Regions from separate parts of the Homo sapiens genome. Here region 2 is linked to region 1. Evidence: chromatin contacts called from ENCODE Hi-C or POLR2A ChIA-PET data. All regions are on one chromosome and are shown on one strand. The core of a region is the stretch at or near the end of the contact, and the rest is flanking DNA. Distances in the headings are between cores, read along the strand shown.

Region 1 (3,838 bases), core at 649-3,148:
TAGGAGGCTCGCCTGAGCCTGGAGAGTTCAAGGCTACAGTGAGCCATGATCGCACCACTGCACCTCAGCCTGGATGACAGAGTGAGACCCTGTCTCAGGAAAAAAAAAAAAAAAGAAAGAAACAAACAAACAAAAGAAAATTTGGATATTTGCTCCTGATGTAAAAAAGAAACTCAGCATTTCAGATTGCAAATATACATTTATAATTGCAAAAATAATACAAAGGAATAATTTTAGGGAAAAATACAATACATATATGTATATATGAGACCAAAGGGAACGCCTCTGGTCTTATGTCTGGGTAACTATGACATGAAGATAAGTGGCCTCCAAAACAGCTCTCTGCCCTGTGCTCTGACTCAATCATTCATTTAAGTTACACGAGTTTATGGAGAGATCAATGTGCCAGGCCCAATGATAAGCACAGCACAGAAGCTACAAACCAGGCCTTCAGGACCTTGTCCTCCGGGGGCTGTCCTCAGCTCCCTGTCTGACCCCTGCAGGTAAGGATCTCCTGATTTGGTTAATTCCTTGAGGAATGTCCCCTGAGGTTAAGAACAATGTGTATCCTCAGTGAGTAGCAGAGTGCCTTTGTACACAATGCCCATGTGATGAATTAGGTGAGTTAATAACATGAGGGGCTGGAACGAAGGAGGAACGGAATGCCTTGAGAAGTTTTAGAAAACTAGTTTGTGTCTGGGGCACCCTAAGCCTTGGAGGAAGCTGTGACTCAGTCCCAGAGCAGCGGTGATAGTAACTAACCCCAGACACTGACGTGCCAGGCTCCGTTTTGCCAGGAAATTCCCCTTAGTGAGAAGGACGGGTTTGTTCTCATTTATGGCTTTCTCCACCTCTCTTGAATGAACAGGAGTCTCAGGAAATGTCTGGGAACCGGAGACTATGGAAAATAAAATTTTTAAAATGTGAAACACAGCAAAGTTTTTTTTTTCTTTGTTTTGAGACAGAGTCTCGCTCTGTCTCCCAGGCTGGGGTGCAGTGGCCTCATCTCACCTCACTGCAGCCTCCATCTCCCAGGTTCAAGCGATTCTCGTGCTTCAGCCTCCCAAGTAGCTGGGACTACAAGGCATGAACCACGATGCCCGGCTAATTTTCTGTATTTTTAGTAGAGATGCGGTTTCCACATGTTGGCTGGGCTGAGTCTTGAACTCCTGGCCCCAAGCCCACTTTGGCTTCCCAAAGTGCTGGGATTACAAGTGTGAGCCGCCGCACCTGCCCAGCTCACAGCAAAGCTTTTTGAGAATGTGATAATAATCTGGTAATAATGGCTCTTCACCAAGTAACTAAGGTATTTCACAGCTTTCCTGGCTTAACCAGTTAGGTTAAGGAAAAGAGAAGCCCCCAAGGTGAGGTGAGGCCTCCTGGAATTAGGGCTGGAATCCACTGATAAGTAAGGGTCTGAGTCTGCCTACCCAATTTTACATTCGCTGGTAAAGACTGGAGTCCTTTTATTCCCTAATTATGTGGCTCATGGATCATCTATTTAGATCTACATAGATCCTTCAGGATCTATTTTTATCTATCATCTGTTGCTGGAATTTGTTGTTAAATGAACTGACTGTACTTTATGTTTCATCACCCCTTGCACACACTCACAGGCGTCCATCTCTGCGCGGTTAATCTGAGCCAGGAGTTCCCTGTGACGTCAGTAATAACTGACCTATTTATCTGTGTCCCGGGCTGCTGATCTCAAAGTAGAGGTTTAAAGGAAAGAACACCAGAAATCATTACCTTCTTGCCTGTATAATTAGTAATAGGAAAAACCCAGAAAGAGACAGAGAGAAAGGGGGGAAAAAATCCTCTGAGAACCCTGGTATATGTGGCCGGCTAATTCAAAAAAGTCCCAGGGTAAGTTGGAAAACGCGTTCTTTAAGACCAGATCAAGGTCTCTGCTCGTCATCAGGAAATATGATTTGTGCTAACACAGGCCTTCCGTTAAAAACCTCCCGGGCAAGTTAGCTAAGGACAGCAGGTCTGACCTATGAGTTAACCAAAACATTACCTCATCTGCAAAGAACTCCAAGAACCATTCAGATCCTGAGGTCCAAAATCCTTTTTCTAGGTTTCTGTAAGTTTCTCACTTTCAAAGCATGTACAAGTGTGGCTCCTCTGTCTCCCAAAGGCAGGCAGCTTGGGGCCGCACTGCTGTCATCAGTAGAAAAAGGCAATGTCAGAAGTTCTTTGAAATTTCCGAACAATGACAGGCGTTAACATTTTTCCAAAATACTGCTACCAAATTCTAAGGTGATAAATATGAAAGAAAAAAATTCGTAAGCATTTCAGAAAATAAAGAGTGGATATGCAGAAGATAATGAAAACGATTAGGCCTCCATCTCTACCCGAAGCTGCCTAAACAGCTCCCGAGGGGAGGAGGGCTCTTCAGATCCGCGGGGCGGGGCTCCCAGGCAGCCTACAGCACCAGGACAGCATCCATCTCCCCCTCCGCGGCTGCAGAAGGTCAAGTCAGCATTGCTTCCTTCTTCCCGCGCAGCTGGAGTGGAGCGCCCACAGCCCCCTTTACAAAATAATAATAATAATAATAATAATAATAATAATAATAATAATAATAATAATAATAAACAAGTGATGGAAAAGATCGGGCTCTGTTCTTGTTGCAGCGGGGGTGAAGCTCCCAGGAGCCCCCAGACCTTGGGTGTATGGCTACCTGATATATTTGCTATATTAGTGCTCCCTGATGTTAAACAAATAGAATACTCTTTTTAGGTTAGTTGGAGTTTAACTGTGTTTTAACTAAGGGGTGCAGCTTTGGCCTACGGGCTAGAAAGTTTGGTTAGGAGGTTAGCACTGATGATGCGAAAAATGGTCAAGATGGTAACGTGGCCTTCTGCAGGAGAGGGGGCGATGGACGCTGTCATTGCACTGTAGGTTGCCTGGGAGCCCGCCCAAGGGGTCTGAAGCCAGCTTCAGCTGCAGCACAGAGAACAGCTCTTGAGTGTCTAGGGAATGGGGCTTGCTGCCGCTTTGGCTTTGCATCTGAGGGAGAGTGCTTTGCTAGGTGGATGTGTGTTAAGTGAGGAGAAGTAGGGAGGTATAACTCCAGCAACTACGCAGTCTCCTTGCCAGTGAGTCCCGTTTCTCATCCATATAATGCTGGTCACAGACAAGCAAAGAAGGAAGAATTTTGGAGTCAGGATTACTTCAAGCTGCATTCGAATCCCATAAAAGTGACTTATTTCTGACTATAGATCGTCAGCCTGGCAGGTCCAGCTCAAGGACCTTCCAGGGAATGGAGCAGCAGTGCTGGTGAGGCAGTTGGAACCTGCCTGCAGTCCTGGGAGCCTCCTTTAATAGAACTACAAAAGTCAACGTCACTCAAATGCCACTCTGTGTCTGCATGGGGGGGAACAAAGCCCTAAAAAGCTAAATGGCAAATAATTAAGAAAGATTGTAAACAAATGTTAGTTTGATAAAGATAATAAAATTAGGCCACACTAACTTTGAAAGCAACTAGATGGTAAGAAATCTTTCTTTTAAAATGCTGCACAAATTACATTCGGTTCTCTCGATGAAATGATCAATATCATTTTTCTAAGTCTAGGAGTCTCCAGAGACTTGACATGGAAACCTCGTATCCATGTGATAGATTTATTTTATTTTTTATTTTTTTGAGACAGAGGCTCGCTCTGTTGCCCAAGCTGGAGTACAGTGATGTGATCGCGGCTCACTGCAGCCACCACCTCCCAGGTGATTCTCCCACCTCAGCCTCCCAAGTAGCTGGGATTACAGGTGCGCAGCACCATGCCTGGCTAATTTTTGTATTTTTTAGTAGAGTCGGGGTTTCACCATGTTGGCCAGGCTG
Region 2 (3,838 bases), core at 340-2,839, 920 kb before region 1:
TACTCCAAACAACACCATTAAGACTCTGGCCATTTGTGAATGGTATCTGCGAAGGAACAGTAAATATCCCATGATGTTGCTCTCAAGCCCCAGCGCTGACGACAGAGAACAGCCCGACAGTTTTTGTCCTACGGTCTCCTAACCAAGGATCTCCAACAAAGGTGGAAAGAAGATACCCTGGGTCTATCCCAAGCCTCCGTTTCTCAGGTTCCTTCATCTGTCTGTTCATCCCGTCTTCCATTCCTGGATCACCCGGTCTTACCGGACACTGCTATAATTCCTCTGTGTAACTCACAATGGAAAACCTGTTTACACATTGGGAAAGGGATGGAACCAACAGTTCTATGAGCCTTTTGGAATTGAAAACTTGCTGTGTCTGTGCTTAGATAGATATATTTGTAGTAAAGAACTCTCTGCATTCATTGTAAGTTTGATGTAGTCTGTGAGTCCAAAGGGCATTACAGACAGTGAACGCAGAACTGCAGAAGAGGATTATCTCACTTCTAGTCACTCTTCGCTCCAGCCAGTGCTCCACAAAGTTGTAGGGACGCTGGCTAATGAGACACAAATCATGGTGACATCTTTCCTCAAGAATCCACCCATGTCAGTGCTATTTAACCCAGAATAGTTCAACAAACATTATCGGGTACTTATTATGGAGCCAGGCACTGGGCTAGAAGCAAGGGATATAAATATAATACCATGTTGGGAGGCAGAAGCAGGTGGATCACCTGAGGTTAGGAGTTCAAGACTAGCCTGGCCAACATAGCGAAACCCCGTCTCTACTAAAAATACAAAAATTAGCCAGGCATGGTGGTGCATGCCTGTAATCCTATCTACTCGGGAGGCTGAGGCAGTAAAATCGCTTGAACCTGGGAGGTGGAGGTTGCAGTGAGCCAAGATCATGCCACTGCACTCCAACCTGGGCAACAGCATGAGACTTCATCTCAAAAAATAATAATAATAAAAATAAATAAAGAAATAAATGTAATACCACCTGAATTGCTCTCCAGGAGCTTAGACTTATAAGGAAGGCAACCTTTAGATAGGTAACTTCACTTTCACATATTTGCATGTGAATATATACCCATATATAATAGGTATCTGAACTGCCCATTATGGTATACACAAAAGAGGAAAATAGCCTTTTCTTGGAGAATGAGAGGGTGCCTGAGTGGAGACATAAAAAATGATGAAAATATGTCTTCATAATAAATATGGTATAAAAAAAATCCAGGAAAAGAAATAGTGTGAGCAATACAGTAGAGTCACAGAAAGACAAGAAATGTAGCTTTTGTAGACCACAATATTTCAGGAAAAAGAAGAGATGAAGCTGCAGGCTTTTGCTAGAGATCCATTTTTAATATGCTGAGGAATTTATACACTTAGAGATGAAAGGGGTCTTTAGAAAGCTAAGAAAGAGGGATGATTGATATTCTACTTTGGATGGATGGTGCCGGGACTCAAGTGGATTCAAGTGGGGATAAGATTGGAGGAAATGACTAATGTGGCATTGCAAATATTTCAGGCAGAAGACAATGGCACTGGATGAGAAAGGATGTGAATTATTCTAAAAATGTTTGCAAAGCGAAACCAGCAGCATGTAAAAATGGCATCACGTCATCACCATGTGTGGTTTATTCTGAAAATGAAAGGGTGGTTTAATATTCAAAAATTAATCAATGCTAATAAACCATATTAACAGACTAAAGAAGGAAAAGCATATGATCATCTTTTGAGATGCAAATAAAACCCTGAAATAATTCAATGTTTATTCATTCAATACAATAAAAAGTCCTCAACTAAAAAAAAAAACCCACAAAATACCTACAAATGAAGTCATTTATTAGTAAAAGATTGAATGCTTTCTTTCTAAAATCAGGAACAAGAAAAGGATGTCCCCTGTTACTATTTTTATTGGTCGTTGTAGGTAGCTCAATAAGGAACAAGAAAAAAGAAATGAAAGCACATAGATTGTAAAAAAAAAAAAAACAAAACAAAACAAAAAAAAACTGTTTCTATTTACAGATAGTGTAATTGTGTAAGAAAATACAAATGAATCCATAGGAGGCTACTAGAACTGAAACATGATATTAGCAAAACAATGTTTAAAAACCAGGCCGGGGCCCGGGCATGGTGGCTCATGCCTGTAATCCCAGCACTTTGGGAGGCCGAGGTGGGTGGATCACGAGGTCACTAGATTGAGACCAGCCTGACCAAGATGGTGAAACCCCGTCTCTACTAAAAATAGAAAAATTAGCTGGGCATGGTGGCACGCGCCTGTAATCTCAGCTACTCAGGAGGCTGAGGCAGGAGAATTGCTTGAACCTGGGAAGCGGAGGTTGCAGTGAGCCGAGATCGCGCCACTGCACTCCGGCCTGGTGATGGAGTGAGACTCCGTCTCAAAAAAAAAAAAAAGAAAAAAAAAATCAGGCCGGGTGCGGTGGCTAATATGTGTAATCCCAGCACTTTGGGAGGTGGAGGGAGGAGGATCCCTTGAAGCCAGGAGTTTCAGATGAACCTGCCCAACATAGCAAGACCCTGTGTCTACGAAAAAAGAAAATTAGCTGGGCATGTTAGTTTGTGCCTGTGATCCCAGCTATGAGGTGGGAGGATTGCTTGAGCCTCCATGTTTGAGGCTGCAGTGAGCTATGATTGTGCCACTGCACTCCAGCCTAGGTGATGGAGTGAGACCCCCCCATCTCTAATAAATAAATAAATAAATAAATAAATAAATATCAGTTGCATGTTAATGTGCTAGCAATGAACAATTTGAAATTGAAATTTCAAGACTGCCATTTTAATAGCACCAAAAACCTAAAATAATTATGATGTATAAATGTAACAAACTCTGTGAATGACCTGTATGTCAAAAAATTTAAAAAAAAGTATGAAAGAAACATTGATTAAAGACCACCTAAAAAGACATGAAGATGTTCTCTAGTCATGATCTGGAAGACTCAAGTGATATTGTCATTTCTCCCCAAATTAATTTATAGAATTAATGCAATTTGAATCAACATGACACGTGATTTTTAAAATAAGAGTTGACACAGTGCTTCTAAAATTTAGTAAAAATTCAAAAGAATAACCCAAACCACACTGAAAAAGGGAGAACATAATTGGAGGGCTCACGCTACCTGGCTCAAGGCTCACTGTAAAGCTGCAGTAGTCAAGTCAGTGTGGCATTAGCAGAAGGATAGACACCTGAATGAATGAAACTGAAAAGAGTCCAGAAATAGACTTGCTAAATATTGTCAATTGATTTTCTACAAAGCTTTGCAAAGGCAATTCAATTGAGAAAGGAAAGTCTTTGTAGTAATCGATGCTGGGATATTCGTATGCATAAAAATTGCACTTTGACCCATATCTTGCACTGTATAGAAAAATTAACTCAAAATAGATTATAGACTTAAATATTAAAACATATAAAGTTTGTTTTTAAAATTGCTTTAAGTTCCAGGATACATGTGCAGAACATGCAGGTTTGTTACATAGGTACACGTGTGCCATGGTGGTTTGCTGTACCTATTGACTTGTCCTGTATGTTTCCTCCCCTTGCTCCCCGTCCCCCAACAGGCCCTGGTGTGTGTTGTTCCCCTCCCTGTGTCCATGTGTTCTCATTGTTCGACTCGTACTTATGAGTGAGAACATGCAGTGTTTGGTTTTCTGTTCCTGTGTTAGTTTGCTGAGAATGATGGCTTCCAGGTTTATCCATGTCCCTACAAAGGACATGATCTCATTCCTTTTTGTGGCTGAATAGTATTCCATGGTGTATATGTGCCACATTTTCTTTATCCAGTCTATCACTGATGGGCATTCGGGTTGGTTCCAAGTC

The links. A loop is a pair of places that touch in the nucleus more often than their neighbours do. ChIA-PET counts read pairs that join two places held with the same protein, here RNA polymerase II (POLR2A).
Region 2: a map with no recorded cell type shows a loop between it and region 1 (5-fold over the local background). The contact joins two enhancer-like sites. A Hi-C loop is called at or near these places in 2 of 37 single-sample maps with no recorded cell type. POLR2A ChIA-PET finds 5 or more read pairs at or near these places in 1 of 52 experiments (AG04450).

The regions. Positions count from the first base shown.
Region 1 is chr10:3,884,956-3,888,793 of GRCh38, reverse strand. No RefSeq gene overlaps it. Among named protein-coding and RNA genes, the nearest start is that of LINC02660, 25 kb to the left of the region's middle. Within about 2 kb of position 1,898, at least 24 of the 41 ENCODE cell types and tissues checked have a DNase peak (open chromatin) inside an H3K27ac peak, as active enhancers do.
Region 2 is chr10:4,806,067-4,809,904 of GRCh38, reverse strand. No RefSeq gene overlaps it. Among named protein-coding and RNA genes, the nearest start is that of AKR1E2, 18 kb to the left of the region's middle. Within about 2 kb of position 1,589, at least 3 of the 41 ENCODE cell types and tissues checked have a DNase peak (open chromatin) inside an H3K27ac peak, as active enhancers do.